2 separate regions of the Mus musculus genome follow, and region 1 is linked to region 2. A link is a loop called in an ENCODE intact Hi-C map of the cell type or tissue named here. Cell type or tissue: gastrocnemius. All regions are shown on one strand. Each heading gives the region's core, and the rest is flanking DNA. Links, peaks and the distances in the headings are about the cores only. Region 1 overlaps Svep1 (sushi, von Willebrand factor type A, EGF and pentraxin domain containing 1). Region 2 holds the start of Gm52700 (a long non-coding RNA gene).

Region 1 (8,337 bases), core at 279-8,278, 150 kb after region 2:
TGGTGTTTTACAGCACAACTTGAATCATTCACATACTTTGAAACATGTGTCATCCTGGTCCCTGACCCCTTGATGTACCTGACATTGTTCACTGGCTGAAGTTCATATGTGCAGGCCTAGACAGCCCTGACTTACAGGAATTCGTTGTACATGAAGATTTTCCAGGTGGTCTGAGGCAGAAGCACCTGTCTCTAGAATCTTCCTTATTCCACAGAGCATTTTGAGAACGTGAGGATTACATTATATAATTTGGAAGCACTTGGGGTCTTTGATCTTTGACCTTACGATAACTCTCCACCAACTACTCCTCGATGAAAGACTAACAGCAAAGCAGCTCTCTAATTGAGTGGGCAATGGCCACTGAAAACACAGTTTAAAGAGATTTGAAAGTGAAGAATTCAATTTTAGAATCTTTGTTCCCCTTCCCCCAGGTCTGGATTAAGATTTTTGTTTTTCTTTATGCATTTCAGTTAACATGTGTTTCCTCATACAGGATGTTGCCTCCTCTTCATACATGACCTTCCTCCGGGCATAGATGCTGTATTAGTGTAGTGCTTGTTTGCAGCTGTCTCATTTGCACACAATGTGGCAGACAGAGAGTTACAGTGTGACACTGTAAGATACATATTTGGTCTATGCCCTGTGCCTAAAATGGAGATCCTGAGGACTCTGTAATTTCCCAAGTGCCAGAAGGTCAGGGCTTTGCATCACTAGAGACTGTACTCAAGTGAAGACAGGTTAGGTGATAAACAAAGATAAATACTATGAAAAAGGTTAGAATTTTAAAATGATAAAAAGGATATATATTCCCCTAAATGACATCTAGGGGAATTAACCATAAGCCATTACTTAATCACTAAAACATCAAATTGCTTGTACTATTTATTTCTGTCAGAAGTTTGGAAGTGTATTTGGAATTATAGGGGACATCTCCTACTCGCTTATCTTGTTGATGGGTCATTCAGAGAATAAGCATCTTATAGTTGATAGCATATTCCTGTAACTGCTGTTCACCAAAGTGAGAGAATGTGAAACTGGGCTACGTCTAAGCTGTGAGACAAACTTGGATTCGGTATCAACCTAAGATGAAGGTTTACTCACTTCAACTCTTTGTAACCTTTGAACTCTTGGTCAAGAGGTCTCGGGGACAATATTTAATACTTTTATTAAAAATCAGCCACACACCCTATGTCCTGGGGAAGTAGTCCATCTGCATCGAAAGGATGCCTTAGGACTCCAGCAATACACAGGAATCCTTCAGTAACGGGCAGACTCCTTTTCGATTCGAGGTTTCAGTAGTTGGATTCCCACACCTAGAGGAAGCTTACCAACCAGCATGGGCCCTGGGAGCTTTATGAGTGAGCTCCTGAGAACAGCATCCTGTCCCCTTCTAAAAGGGCAAAAGCCGCTCATTAAACAGCTGCGGGTTAATGAGAATAATAGAAAGCAGCAGTGATTAATCTTATTTCAATTCATAACAACTATTGAAGATCAAAGCTCTTGTCTTAATAGATCCAGTAATTCCCTTTAGAAGCTTCTACGTGAGAAGAATCAAAAGAGGAAAACTCGGTGAGGTTTTTATGATGTCATTAACCCTTCCACACCTCTGAGTTTTATACCAACAAATGTCAACCTAAGGATGAGAGAGAGAGAGAGAGAGAGAGAGAGAGAGACTGCCACCAGTCTATCTGGCCTGAAGCACCTGCTTCTAGCATTCAGGGTGTTGATAAAAATTTCAAAAGCTAAATGTGTGGGTGAAAGGTAAATTTGCGTTGGTGAGTTGGATGGAGCTGCTTGTTTCTTTCCTGTCCTGGCGCTGGTCATTCTACACTGGTCTCCTGAAGTTCTTGCTTCCTTGCTGTAAACTTGAGAATGTATCTTGCTCCCATGATTCAGGGAGAGGCTTCATCAAAGCTCACTGGCAGTATACAACTTTAAATCAATCAAACAACCCAGCAACCACAGTCCAGCATCCATCCCTATTGACAGTTGACAGAGTTAGGTGAAGGAGAGACAGTTTTCCTTAAGGGTGTGGTCCCCTGTAGGTGATCCATGCTCTAGGGAACAGTTCCATACTCATGAATGCATGGGCAGCGAAAATTGGACTCAGTGGGTGGTGAAAATCAAATCAAAGTAGAGGCCATGAAGTTGGGAGGAGGGCTTAGGGAGTAGGGATGGACCTGAGAGGACTTGTGGGGAAGAATGAACATGGTCAAATTACACCATATGCATGTGTGAAATTCTCAAAGAACTAATAAAATATTATATCATATTAAAATAGCAATAGTGAGACAACAGTAAGACTGCTTGCATGTTCATGTATGTTCAGGTGTGAGTGGCTTATACAGTATGGAGGGCAGAGGGACGGTAGACTTGAGATTCGAAAGGAGAAAAACTCTACTTTCATGAGTCTGAGAGCAGCTGCTGATGGAGAAGGAGACAGCAAGGCAGGCCGCACTACCTAGAAGTCATGACTTAGATACAATGTTGCTATTCTTAACAGAACAAGTTGCCAGGGGTGTGCTACACAAGCCCCAGGGAGGAGTTCTGGATGGAAAAGGAGACAGCAAGGCAATCCACATTACCTACAAGTCATGGCTTGGATACAATGATTCTATTCTTAATATAACAAGATGCTAGGGCTGTGCTCCGCAAGACTCCAGGAGGAAAATAGAAATGGCAAAGAGAGAAAGAGGACATGAACAGATTCCTGGTTCTGGCTACCACATAATCTGCAAATCTTCTCTATAATACTTGATAAAGTATAACAGAAATCAATTTAAGTGCATAGCTGGGCTAACCAGAAAGGAAATCTCCATGTCTTCAACATGAGACAGAAATTGAAGCCAGCAAAGCAAGCTTGCCAGTGAGTGCCCGGGTTGCCTTTGGACGAGACAAAGGAAGGAACCAGAGAGGAAAAGGAACACAGCCTCAGACTGAATTAGTAACAGAGTGTCTGGCAGGAATCCACATCCTGGAAGGAGGTTTGTTAACATGGCAAACTTGTAAAATCTCGTCCATCGCTGTGTTTGCAGAGATGCTGGGTAGAAAAATGAGGCAGCTGCTAACTACAGATCTGTACCTGATACAGGCTTCACGTTAGAATCCATACTACTCGAGTTGTATGCAAAACCTTTCAAACCAATAAATTAATGCAAAGGGGAGGGCCCTGGGGTAGCTGGTAGAAAAGAGTCCAGAGAGCCAGATCATGAGGGTTTGTTGTGGACACAGGAAGCCTTTTTTTTCTGTAAGGAGAGACTCTGAAATGGCAATACATACTTAGGTGTCTTAGGGTTACTATCACTGTGATGAAACACCACGACCAAAACCAAGTTGTGGAGGAAAGGGTTTATTGGGATTACATTTCTGTATCACTGTTCATCATCCAGAGGAAGTCAGGAAAGGAACTTAAGCAGGGCAGGGACCTGTGACCAGGAGCTGATGCAGAGGTGATGGAGGAGTGCTGCTTACTGGCTTGCTCCTCAGGGCTTGTCCAGTCTGCTTTCTTATAGAACCCAGGACCACCAGCCCAGGGGTGGCACCACCCACAATGAACTGGGACCTCCTTAATCAATCACCAAATAAGAAAACACCTTATAGGCTGTCTATAGCCTGATCTTGTGAAGGTATTTTCTCAATTGAGGCTCCCTCCTCTCTGCTGATTCAAACGTGTGTCAGGTTGACGTAGAACTAGCCAGGACAACAGGCATGTTTCCACCGTGAAAGGTTCAGCACAGACAAGGCACTTGCAAGAGTAGAGCTCTGATAAATGAGATACTGGAAGAAAACTGTTAGCCTGCTGGTTTTAATAAGCAGCTATGGTTGGAGCTTAGAGTGGGATGCTAGGGATCAGACACCAGAAAGAGCAGAGGGAAGGCTGATTAGAGGGCACTAGGTTAAAGGGACACAGGAGTAGAAGTTGAGACTGCAGGTAACAGCTGTGCACATGTCAATAAGCTACAGGAAATAATTTTGGAAGAAACTGCAAATATATGAGTAGGTAGGCACATTTAACCTAGTGGAAAAATGGCACTGTGTACACATGTATGGACATATTAGGTGATATCCCATTAATGAGTATAAGTTCTAGAAGTTCATGTGTCAGTTTTAAAAGTATCATTAAAAAAAAAAATTAAAACAGTTACATCGTTTACTCCCCCTCTCTTTCCTCCTTCTGGTCATTCCAACGTCTCCCTGCCTTGTTTTCTCTCAGATTGGTGGCCCCCTGTTACATGTTTATGCACAAATATGCAAACACAACCTGCTGAGCCCATTATGTGTTGATTGCATGTAAGATTTCAGGGAGGATCACTTGGTGTTGGATGACCAATGAGGGGGCTCACCCCTTGGTAAGACTAATTCTCCCTCATTCAGAATTCTTTAGCTGCTTGCAGTTCTTTGTCTGGGGGTGGACCCTGTGAGAATTCTAGCTTTCTGCTTTAGCGCGAGTAATGGTATTGTTTTTGTTCGGCCACATTGTTGAAGTATTATGGGTGCAGTTTCCTGTCATCTCTAGGAGACTTACTATCACAACCAGCTCCCTAATCTGCTTGCTGGCTCTTACAATCTTCCCACGCTCGCTTCATTTGTGCGTTTTAAACAATTAGATTTGGAATTCCAGGTAACTGTTTATGATTGGACGCTTCACCTCTTCTTGACTGAAGGTGTTGTCGCCACCTGCTGGCAGTCACATGTAAGTTACACCTCTTATCTGGGCCAGCAAGGTCACTTTTCATTTTGGTAACTTATTACTATCTTGCAAAGCTAAAAATACGAATATTCTACGACCCAAGCTACAGCTTGCAATGTCTAGGCCAGGGATATCCTATTTTATATGTTCCAGGAAACAGACAGGAATACTCGGTGTAACTCTGCTTTTATAAGAAAATAAAGTGGGAGCACATTAGTGTAGTACTGTAGAGAAATGAGTAATTTAGAGATTTGGGATTTGTGCTGAAATGACTATTCACATGTTCAACCACCATAGACAATTCCCTCCTGTACTGTGGATAGCCAGCAGGGGCCCATCACTTCTTATGATAATCACATTACACTAAAGTTATTGCTGTTGTTTTAATTCAGGATTTCAGAAAGTTCTCATGTCAGTGTTTGAGGTTCCAGGACATGTCACCACCTCTGTGGTGCCTGTGTGTGTGTGTGTGTGTGTGTGTGTGTGCACTCATGTGCACATACGTGCATATGCATGTGTATCCAGTGAAGAGATCACCATCAGGGGTCTTTCTCAATTGCTTTGCAGTTTGTTTTTTGAGACAATTCTCTACTACACCTGGAACTTGTTCTTTTGGTTAGACTGGCTGCCCAAGGAGCCACCAAGATCTTCCTGTCTCTGTCTCCTTCAGCACTGGGGTTAAGATAAGTGCCACACTGCTGGGCTTTCTACCTGGGTGCTGGAGATCTGAACTTAGTCCTCATGAGGAACCCTACTTGCAGAGTCATCTCCCCAGCCCAGAGATGAGTCCTTCTTATACAGGCATATTTTATACCAGCGAAAAAGTAGTCCAGCTGACTAGCACGTATCTGAGAGAGATTATTCACACACACACACACACACACACACACACACACACACACACCCCACATCACATAATTAAAAATAAAATAACTATTTTAAAAGAGAGAAGTGATTTAAATGACACTTCTTAAATGAGGCAATGTGTACAAATATACACTAACAGGTAAATTAAAAGTATATTTGCCTATGAAAACATGTATGTAGTAACCACAAAACGGGCATTTGTTAACATGAGAATTGCAGACAGGCATTGAGGCTGGCTTCCAGGAGAATCTCTCATATCGTATTCCTTTCATAAAACTACTTAATCATAGCAAAGACTTAACTTAAGCTTCTATCTCTGCAACGGGAGCACAGGTGATCTTAAACAGGGCATTGTGCTATTTTTTACTTCTGTATAGTTCAAAGGCACTGTTAAAAATGTGGTCAGAAGGCAAGGGAACAGGACAGAAACTCTGTTTCCTGTGAGGCTGTTCCCACAGCGCCCGGAGGAGAGGACGGTTTCCTCAAAGGGCTTTCTGTTCTATCATCAAGAGTTTGAACTGTAGAAAAAGAAGACTGTCTTTTAATAGTTGATTTTTGTCTTTCATAAAAAAAAAATTACAAGTGGGTAGTGATTTGCCATTTGTGGCTGAAATGACTATTCACTTGTTCAACCGCCGCAGACAATTCCCTCCTGTATTATGGGTGGACAGCAGGGGCCCATCACTTCATATGATAATCGTATTACAATGCTGAAGTTATTGTTGCTGTTGTTTTAACTCATCAGAAAGTTCTTATGTCAGTGTTTGAGGCTCGAGGTCTCCTCAAGAACATGTCACCACGTGGTCCTGGTGACAGAGTCTGGGCTGGTGACATGAAACACATCCTCTCTGACAGCCCAGCTCCTGCGTGCCCTCACTCCAGCACCAGTTAACAGCTTCACTGTTGGCTTCATCGACGCCCCCTGCCCTTTGCTAAGTTATTCATTGTAGTCTTTGTTCTCTCACAAATATCAGCCTCTAGGGAACTAACTTGACCTGGGACAGTGGTTCTCAACCTGTGGGTCTCGACTCCTATTCGGGGGGGTGGGGGGTGGGTGTCCAACAACCCTTTCACAGGGGTCACCTAAGACAACTAGAAAACAGAGATTTATGTTATGATTCATAACAGTAACAAAATTGCAGTTATGAAGTAGCAACATAAATAATTTTATGGTTGGAGTCACCACAATCTCAGGAACTGTATTAAAGGGTTGCAGCATGAGGACAGTTGAGAACCACTACTACAGGACATTCCAGTCACAGAGAGGACACGCTGCTTCTCCGAGGGCACACACCTGAGGCAGAAATCCAGGGAGCACTCTAGTGTGCAAACGCCAGGGATGATAAACTAGTAACAAGAAAGTGTAGACAGAGAAGAAACACAGTGTCCACAACAGAGGGTGAGTTGGACCACACTCAATGCCTTGGCAGCCTGAGATACTAAACAGGCCATCACAGGTATGTATCAACCTGCGGCTTTGCCCTCAGGGCTCTCCTGACCATCAGATGAGGCTACAAGTTAAAATCATTTGCAATGCGTTTCCTGCTTTGCCAAATACCAATATATATTTATATATATATATATTCCCCTGCTGACTTACCATTCTTATGACTTTGGTGGGTGATAGACAGACACACACCTGCTTCGATGACTTTCCCACATTCTTGGTTAAAGTAAAAGATACTTTGTATTGCATTGCTCTTTGTCTGAATCTTAACAATTAGTACATTCCAGGGAGCTATTGTTTGGGAAGCCTGCCTCCTCTCTGCTCTCAGAAAATAAGACCAGGAAGCTCTCTGTCTTGGCTGTCAGGGAGTTTCATTTTCTATCCTTGATGCTCCATGCTCCCCTCCCTACAGGTTTTACTTACCCCTCTTTGCATGTGTAAGCAACTGTGTTCCCAAAAGTGAAGTTGCTCCCAGTGATGACAGCATCTTTGACGATTGGAGGCTCTCCGCAGGAGACAAGTTGACAGCTAGGTGGCGCTCTGTCCCAGCTGCCGGAAGCTGTGCATTCAAGGAGGGATGGGCCCTGTAAACTACAGATAGGAGAGAGGGCTCAGGTGGCTCCTCTCACTGGGTGGCCACTTTCTCCATGGAGAAATAGAACTTGGAAGAAAAATACAGGCTGAATGTTGAGTTTTTGTGCACGAAATAGCAGTTCTTCACATTGTATTGATGTGTATGAATGTAAAAGAAATTTACACCAGCCAGACCATTTAAAATAATGAATGGGTAAAGAAAGACAACAACCACTTGGTGCAGAATTCAAGTCTAATGTGTTTATCGGTAAAGAGGGAACTCCAGAGCTTCTGACTGGCAAGTTACTGGGATGAGAAGGGTTAATAGCTTAATTATTACCCAACTGGAAGCTGGATACCTGAACAGACAGGTAATCAGAGTCACTGAGGTCAAAGGCGTTGTCCTTCCAGGACCTGAGGTTTGTTGCTCATGACTCTGACCTCTGGTTGTCCTTTGACCTTACAAACCCTATACCCATGGCATGGCTTACCCACCTATTCTGACAGTCTTGATTAGTTCTTTTTTAAAAAAATATCTTTTGTTGTTGTGGTTGTGGGTGCTGAGGAATGTGTGGAGGTCAGAAGATAACTTAAAGGAGTCAGTTCTCCCCCCACCCCCCAATTAGGCTTAGACCTTTATCCTCTGAGCCATCCCACTGGCTCTTAATTCTTTACTTCTATCCACTCGATCTGTTTCACTGTGGAACCTGATGACTGCCTTTCTGGGCACAGTCTGACACACATGCACCTGTACACGTAC
Region 2 (8,337 bases), core at 259-8,258:
AGGAGCTGATGCAGAGGCCATGGAGGGGTGCTGCTTACTGGCTTGTTCATCATGGCTTGCTCACTGCTTTCCTATAGAACCCAGGACCATCAGCCCAGGGATAGAACCACCCACAGTGCATTGGGCCCTTCCCACCAATCACAATTAAGAAAATGCCTTACAGGCTTGTCTACGACTCAATCTTGTGGAAGTATTTTTTTAAATTGAGGTTCCCTCCTCTCAGATGACTTTAGCGTGTGTCAAGTTGACATAAATTAATCTAGGACATGTATATTTCTAAGGCGTTAAGTATATTCACAGCATCATACCTTTAAAAACACAGAATAAGAGTCAGTTGTATGGGCATACTATATTTCATTTATCTATTCATAAATTGACAGATAACTTGTTAACATCTTTTTTTTTATGATGATCTGTGAACACTAATACATAGGCATCCATTTGAGTCCCTGCACTCAATTCTTTTGGAAATTCTGGACCAGCATTCTATGTTTGTGGTAACTCTACATCTAGGTTTTCCAGGAAAATATACAAATTAGAATTTAATTTTCAATAATAACACTGTAAGATCCAAGTTGATCTGGGTTCAATTCCACATCAATGCACCAGCACCAGCATTGGCACCAAACCAATCAAACCAAACAACAACAACTTCCTTCCTTCCTTCCTTCCTTCCTTCCTTCCTTCCTTCCTTCCCTTTCTTTCTTTCTTTCTTTCTTTCTTTCTTTCTTTCTTTCTTTCTTTCTTTCTTTCTTTCTTTCTTTCTTTCTTTCTTTCTTCCTTGATTCTCATGTATCCCAGCCTGGCACTGAACGTCTATGTAGATGAGAATGCCTTTGAACTTCTCTGCTTTTCTGTCTAGGCCTAAATTCCAGGTTTACAATATGTGCTGCTATGCCTGTTTTATGTGGTGCTGGAAATAGAGTCCAGGGATTTGTGCATGCTAGGAAAGCTCTCCACCAATTGTGCTATTGCCCCAGCCTCTCTAGATGACATATTAAACCCGTACACTTCTACCACCTGCCCAGCGTCTCTCCACTCACCCCTCGGCAGCATTTAGGATCCCTGAATCAGCTCCTTGGCTAGGTTCTTCGCTTCCTCTCCTGGCCTTTCCCAGCTGCTCTCCTCAAACAGGTTGGTGTTCCTGGGAAACATAAAGCAAACAGACCGTGTAGCTCCCTCTGTTTTAGAAACCCTCTGCAGCCTCCCAATGCTCTCAAACTGGCATCCAAATCCTCCTCTGGCCAATGAAGTGGTGCTCTGAGGGCATTTGGCTTGCTCGCTAGACTCCATGGCAACCTGCCCAAGTTATTAAGATTTTAAATCTGCCCAAGATGAAGAGTCACAGACCTTGTCTCTAGCCCCAAACAGCTCATTCCTTTGCTGTGGCCAACCCCACAAATTGTATTGTGTTTCAAATGCACGGGGAGAACAAAGGAGAGCATTCTCCTACCACCTCTGTCTTTCCTCATTTTACTCAATAGCCCTGACTGATGCCTTCTCCTGAGAACATGGTATGTTCTGTTCTTTTCCCTACTCTCAACAAGGTGCTCCGAGTGACCGGTTTCACTCCTCTCTGCCTGAGGAAAAAGCAGTCCCCAAAGAAGTGGGTAGCAGCTTGAGTTGACCAAGCAAGTAGGACAGATCTTATTGAGCATTGAGGTTCTAGGATAACTAGAACATTATAATGAATATACTATTATTGCTGAACAGAGAAACCATTGTTAAGAAACTTTGGGGCAAACTCCTGGCCTATCAACCATATGTCATCATGAGCCACACCCACAAAGTAGGTACCTGCATCCTGTCTCTGTGTCCACGAAATTTTATCAAAGTATATTTTGTTTGTCAAACTAGGTGTCCAGTATCTTTGTTGTGAGGAAGTCTGAGAAATTTCACAGAAGCTGGTATAGTCGTATACGCCTTTAATCACAGCACTTGGAAGGCAGAGGCAGGTGGATTTCTGTGAGTTAGAGGGCAGCCTGGTCTACATTGTGAGTTCCAGGATAGCTGGAGCTACACAGTGAGACTTCATCTCATAAAAACAAAACAAAACAAAACAAAAAACAAAAACAAAGAAAACCCCAAACCAAACAAATCCCCCAAATATTTTAAAACATTTATTTTATTTTAAATCATGCATCTCTTCGTGTGGGTATGTATGCACAAGTACAAGGTAAACGGCATCAGATCCCCCGGAGCTAGAGTTATAGGCAGTTGTGAGCCACCCTACATGGATGCTGGGAATCCAACTCTACCAGAGCAACAAGTTGAGCCTTCTCTCTAGCTCCAGCATCATGGCTTTTAGAAGATAAAAGAGGACTGAAATAAATAATGAGGAAATAAATACATCCCTTGAGCCACCCACCCTGCTTGACTCAAGAAAACTAAGAGAGTGGTCAGCCCTCTAAACCTCTCATCTCAGCACTCGGGAGGTGAAGGAAAGAGGAGCTGGAGTTTAAGGTCTTCCTTCCCTGTGTGGCAAGTTCAAGGCCAGCCTACCCTACACAAGTCCTTGTCTCAAATACAAGAAAAAGAAAAGTAGGAGAATGTTTTGAGATACCGTAGTACAAACTGAGTGGTAGTGGCGCATGCCTCTAGTCCCAACACTCGGGAAGCAGAGGCAGGTGGACCTCTGTGAGTTCGAGGCCAGCCTGGTCTACAGAGTAGGTTCCAGGACAGCCAGGGCTACATAGAGAAACCCTGTCTTGAAAACAAATAAAAACAGAAATTATGGTATATAACTGCACCCAAAATGACTTTTTCTCATTTCAGGTCTTTAGCAGCACATTTCTTTTTATTTTAAGATTTATTTATTCTATGTAAGTACACTGTAGATGTCTTTAGACACACCAGAAGAGGGCATCAGATCTCATTACGGATGGTTGTGAGCCACCATGTGGTTGCTGGGATTGGAACTCAGGACCTTCGGAAGAGCAGTCAGTGCTCTTAACCGCTGAGCCATCTCACCAGCCCCTAGTGGCACATTTTATCACAGGAAATTACTATAATGTTCAAAGAAATCTTGTTGATGTCTAGATGAATATCCATATCTGATCAGAGAGCCTTTGATCCTTGTTATCTTTCCAGCAAATACAGCAAACAAATGATAACACTTAGATGACTGGTTACAGCTTAGCCAAATGGTGAAGAAGTTTTTGTAAGTTGGATTCATTGTTTATGAAAATAGAGTGATTTCAAGTCTTAATATGAAGGTGATTTTCAAATCTTATATGAAGTCTTATATGAAGGTGATTTTAAAAAAAGATTTATTTATTTATTTATTTATTTTATGTATATGAGTACAACATCACTGTCTTCAGACACACCAGAAGAGGGCATCTGATCTCATTACAGATGATTGTGAGCCACCATGTGGGTGCTGGGATTTGAACTCAGGACCTCTGGAACAGCAGCCAGTGCTCTTAACCACCGAGCCATCTCTCCAGCCCGAATTTTATTTTTAAATGTATTTTATCCCCTGCCTCTTTGTACAGACATAACTATATATCTTTTTTTTGTTGTTGTTTTTTTGTTTGTTTGTTTGTTTTGTTTTGTTTTTCGAGACAGGGTTTCTGTGTATAGCCCTGGCTGTCCTGGAACTCACTTTGTAGACCAGGCTGGCCTCGAACTCCGGAATCTCCCTGCCTCTGCCTCCCGAGTGCTGGGATTAAAGGCGTGAGCCTCCATGCCCGGCTATCTATCATTTTAAAACAAGTTGTTAGCATATTCCTGATGGTGGTCAACTACACACTGCCTCTGCTTGAAAACCTTTTTTTTAAAATCACTCCAAAGAGAACCTCATTAAGAAGTCACTGTCCCCCTTTCTCTGCTCTCCGCCCTGTCAATCACCAATCTGTTTTCAGCCTTTGTGGGTTTCACTATTCTGGATGAACCACGTAGATGCAGCTGTACAACCTGGGATCATGTCCCCTACTCCACTGCTTCCTACTGTTGAGCAACATTTCTTGGAACAGACATCATCACATGCATGTTCTTCCTTCCTTCCTTCCTTCCTCCCTCCCTCCCTCCCTCCCTCCCTCCCTCTCTCTCTTTCTTTCCCTTTCCTCCTCCTCCTCCTCCTCCTCCTCCTCCTCCTCCTCCTCCTTTGATTCAGGGTTCTACTCTGTAGCCCTAGCTGGACTCAGAACCTGTGATCTTTCTGCCTCAGCCTCTCAAGGCTGTGATGATCAAGCTGTGCCAAGCTCCTTGTATCATCCATCAAGCTTCTTGTATCCATTAGGCTACTATGAATACCATGCTATGCTAATGTGTGTGTGTGTTTCATTTTAGAAAATAAAAGATATATATATGTGTGGGTGTGTCTTTGCATGTGTGTTTGTGCACCGCTTGTGTTCTTGATGCCCACACAGGTTAGAAGGGTGTGTTGGATCCCCTGGAACTGGAGTTACAGATGGTTGTGAGTCGCCATGCTTACTATTTATTATTCAGGTGATTGTATTGCCTCCAGGTCTTTGGCCTGTGGAAAGAAAAGTACAACTTAAATGTAAGTTTTCTGCCCTCTAGTGGACGCTTTAAGTCATGGCCACACAAAATGCTGAGATGATTAACCCTACTTGAACAGATATATGGCTCCTGAAGTTTGGGAGTCTCACTGTGGCATGGAGACCCCTACCTGTTGTAGGGGCCCCTCCTGGGAAGCAGGGTGGTGCTGATGACATGTAGCTTCACACTTCTTGAGCTGCCATGGATAGATCAGCAGCAGCCTGACAAATGACCTAACCCTGAACATCTACCAACTCAGGGCCTCCATATAGGAAGGTAGGAGGCCCAGATACTAACGTTTTCAAAATGGCCAGGCAGTGGTGGCACATGCCTTTAATCCCAGCACTTGGAAGGCAGAGGCAGGTGGATTTCTGAGTTCGAGGCCAGCCTGGTTTGCCAAGTGAGTTCCAGGACAGCCAGGGCTACACAGAGAAACACTGTAAATAAATAAATAAATAAATAAATAAATAAATAAATAAATAAATAAAAAAAGCTTCTCAAGCCATGAGAAGAATGTGAACTGTTAGGTGAGGGGGGTCCCTTCAGGTATCCAGGCAGAGGAGCAAATGGCAAGGAAGAGATAAGAATGAAAAACCAATTGCAGATTGACTTCAACTTGCATCAGACTCCAGGGAGTCTAACACCAGGTGGTTTACTGCAGGCATATTTAAACATGATAGAATTTGGGAAATGGTCTCTAGGCAATGAGAATTCCCATAATTTCAATTCCAGTTGCACAATAAAGCTTAAGGTGTGATTACATACATACTCTTTTACAAAATATATGTGACCTAGCTAAAAGGCCTAGAATCTAGTATAGGCTCTGACCAATAGCATAGAGGTCATTGGGTCATAAAGTACACCCAACATCTCCCCTAAGGATGGATAATGGTTTAGGGCGAGTAAAACCCTCTTTAAATAATTGATAGGTTAAGGCTGGCAAGATGTCTCAGCTGGTAAATGCACTTGCTGCCAGGCCCAATGTCGTGTGTTCAACCCACAGAGTCTACATGCTATTCCCAGGAGTCTGGGATAATCCTTCTGGGGAATGGAGGTGAGGTCTGCCCCTATAGCAAAAGGTGGGTGAAGACTACCTTCACAGGTATCAAAAGGGTCAGCAGCTCGTTAACAAAACCCACTCTCAGCTTTCTGGGTAGGATACAGGGATTGGACTTTCTCTCCTCCACGGAGGAGATGCCCTGTGTGATTTACGTTCCTGGTTTTCTTACTGCTTCTCTGGGAGTACAAGGACTTCTGGGGCCTCAACAAGGAGTAGTCTGAAAATCAGAGCAAAGGATGTCGGATGTGGAAGTGGCCAGGACCACCTTCCATCCTAGTGAGACGGCAGGCACTTCAGGGAAGTTGTCTTAGTGACGTTTCTATCCCTGTGGTAGGACAACGTGAGCAAGGCAGCTTGTGGAAGCGTGGATTTGGAGCTAACAGGATCAGAAGGTGAGTTCATGACCGTGTGGTGGCGGGCATGGCAGCATGCAGGCAAGCAGGCAGCACTGGGGCAGTGGCTGAGAGCTTACATCCATACCATAAGGGAGCAAACTAGGAATATCATGGGCTTTTGAAAGCTCAAAACCCATCTCCAGTGACGCACCTTCTCCCACAAGGCCACACATCTTAATCTTTCCCAATCAGTTAACAGATCGGGACAATGTGAGTCCTCTAGGATCCTGTTTTCCTTCTTCCGGTCGGCTCATTCCGAATCAGATCAAGAGTCTCTCCCGGACGTTTGGGCCCACGTTCTGGAGATCTACCCTTTGTCTTAGCGATAGTCAGACGGCCACGGCGTTTGGGCCCACGTTCTGGAGATCTACCCTTTGTCTTAGCGATAGTCAGACGGCCACGGCTTTACTAGTAAGGGTAAGGGTTTCACATTAGTGCGGGATTCTCAATCTGGACTGAGTGTTAAGAACCACTTAAGTTGGGCCTGGTGGCTCATACCTGCAGCCCCTGCACTTGACCTGTGGAAGCGGGAAGATCAGGAGTGGAAAATCAACCTCAGCCACAAAGTGAATTTGACGGAAGCCTACATACACTGTAGGAGACTTTGTCTCAAAATCAAACCAAAACACAAACCAACCAACCAACCAACATACAAGGAAGCCCTCGAGAAGATGTCCTATGGAACACTCAGAGCTGTGAGGAAAGTGAGGGACAATTTTCTACTGTTTACTTAATAACCAAAACAGAGCCAACCAACCAACCAACCTACCTACCAACCAACCATCCAACCAACTAACCAACCAACCACCAACCAAAAGAGTTATGATGGTGGCTCATGCCCAGTGCTAGGAAGACTGAGTCAGGAGAATTGCTGTGAGTTTAAAACTAACCTAAGTAGCACATTAAGTTCTGGGCTGGAGAGATCTGCCTTAGCTACTTTTCTGCTGTGATGACAAAGTAACCTAACAAAAGTAATTTAAGAGAGAAAGGCTCAGCCGGGCAGTGGTGGCGCATGCCTTTAATCCCAGCACTCAGGAGGCAGAGGCAGGCAGAGCTCTATGAGTTCAAGGCCAGCCTGATGTACAGAGTGAATTCCAGGACAGCAGGGCTACACAGAGAAACCCTGTTTCAAAAAAACTGAGAGATGAGGGTGGGGGTGGGGTGGCAGCAATAGGGCATAAGTCTCTTGGTTGGGAGCACTGGGTGACAGGAGCAAGCAGCCAGTCTGTCACACTGCAGTAGCAGAGAGGGATCACAGGAAGCTGGTTCTCATTGTTGTACTTCCTCCATCAAGGCTCCATGTGCCAAAAGGTTTCACAACCTTCTCAAACGTCCCCAGCTGCTGAGAATCAGGTGTTCCCACACATGAGTCTATAGGGAACGGGTCATGTTCAAACCACAACAGACCCTGTCTCAAAACCAAAAAATAAAAACTTATGAAAAGAATCATCTGACGAGTGTCTCTAAAAAATGAAGTGTTCTGGGTTCATGTGACCTCTCTTCAGATCACAGGAGAGGGCAGTAGGGCCCAGTCATGAGTACTTTCGAAACTTGCCAAAGTGCAGTGGAAACCAAGAGCCGCTCAAGTATTGAAGTGGTTCTTTGTCATGCTGCTTGCTTTCCTTTAGAGCAATGTTTTGTCTGTTTACATTACAGGTATTTCTGGGGCTAGGGGGAGGAAGAAGAGAAGGGATCCCTTGGGGTCTGCATCTTCCTCAATTCTCTGCCCAGGGTCCTTGGCTCTGTCTTCATATAGGACCCAGACTGTGTGCATGCATCCCTGAACTCTGAACTTTCACACTGGTTCAGGGAAGCAAGGGTCATCCAACTGCACAGACTTTCAGCTTGAACTTGACTCACCCCCTCTGACCTGTAAGTTTGTGCTGTCTTGTTATTCAGGCTGTGAGCTTTTGCTTTCCAAGTCCTCTGCTCTGTTAGTCCTTTGCTCTGTAGGCATGTGAACGTGTGCATAGATCTCCATGTGTGCATGAAACTCCAGGAGAATCGATTGAAAGTGCCCAGTCCTAACATGAGCCAAACATTGGCTGTGCAGATCTGTAGCTTTATTTGACCATAAGAAAGCACATTAATACTCAGCCATATCGGCATCTGGGGAGTTTTGGATGTGGGAACAGCTTGCTTGGAGAGTTCTCTTCATTGTACTTTCTGCTCAGATGCACAAGGATGTTAGAATCTACTGCTCTGTTCTTTGTCTCTGACTTTGGGGTTTAACCTGGGACCTGTGTAGACTTTTGGAGTCCTTACATCATTCAAGGCAAGTTTCCCAATCTGCTTGCATCCTCGAAGGACATACTTCTTTTTTTTATTATTTTGTTTTAATTAAAATTTTATACAGTATTTTGATCATGTTTTCTC

Evidence for each region. Hi-C counts contacts between places; a loop is a spot of excess contacts. Peaks named below come from ENCODE experiments on the same cell type or tissue, not always from the same donor. Only the 100,000 strongest peaks of a DNase experiment are listed, where the experiment ranks them.
Region 1: a loop joins it to region 2, with 4 times the contacts of the local background. A loop is called at or near these places in 8 of 42 quality-filtered maps.

Annotation. Positions count from the first base shown.
Region 1 is chr4:58,075,224-58,083,560 of GRCm38, forward strand. Svep1 (sushi, von Willebrand factor type A, EGF and pentraxin domain containing 1) reads right to left here. Exons shown (of 48, transcript NM_022814.2): 36 at 7,428-7,595. Among named protein-coding and RNA genes, the nearest start is that of Gm35402, 45 kb to the left of the region's middle. In gastrocnemius, for the core only: a CTCF peak has its summit at 4,690 (motif pointing left); DNase peaks (open chromatin) are centred at 2,926, 4,661 and 7,544.
Region 2 is chr4:57,923,474-57,931,810 of GRCm38, forward strand. Gm52700 (a long non-coding RNA gene) reads right to left here and starts at 1,386. Exons shown (of 3, transcript XR_003955213.1): 1 at 1,351-1,386; 2 at 1,044-1,144; 3 at 31-308. In gastrocnemius, for the core only: a CTCF peak has its summit at 4,527 (motif pointing left); DNase peaks (open chromatin) are centred at 1,245 and 4,553.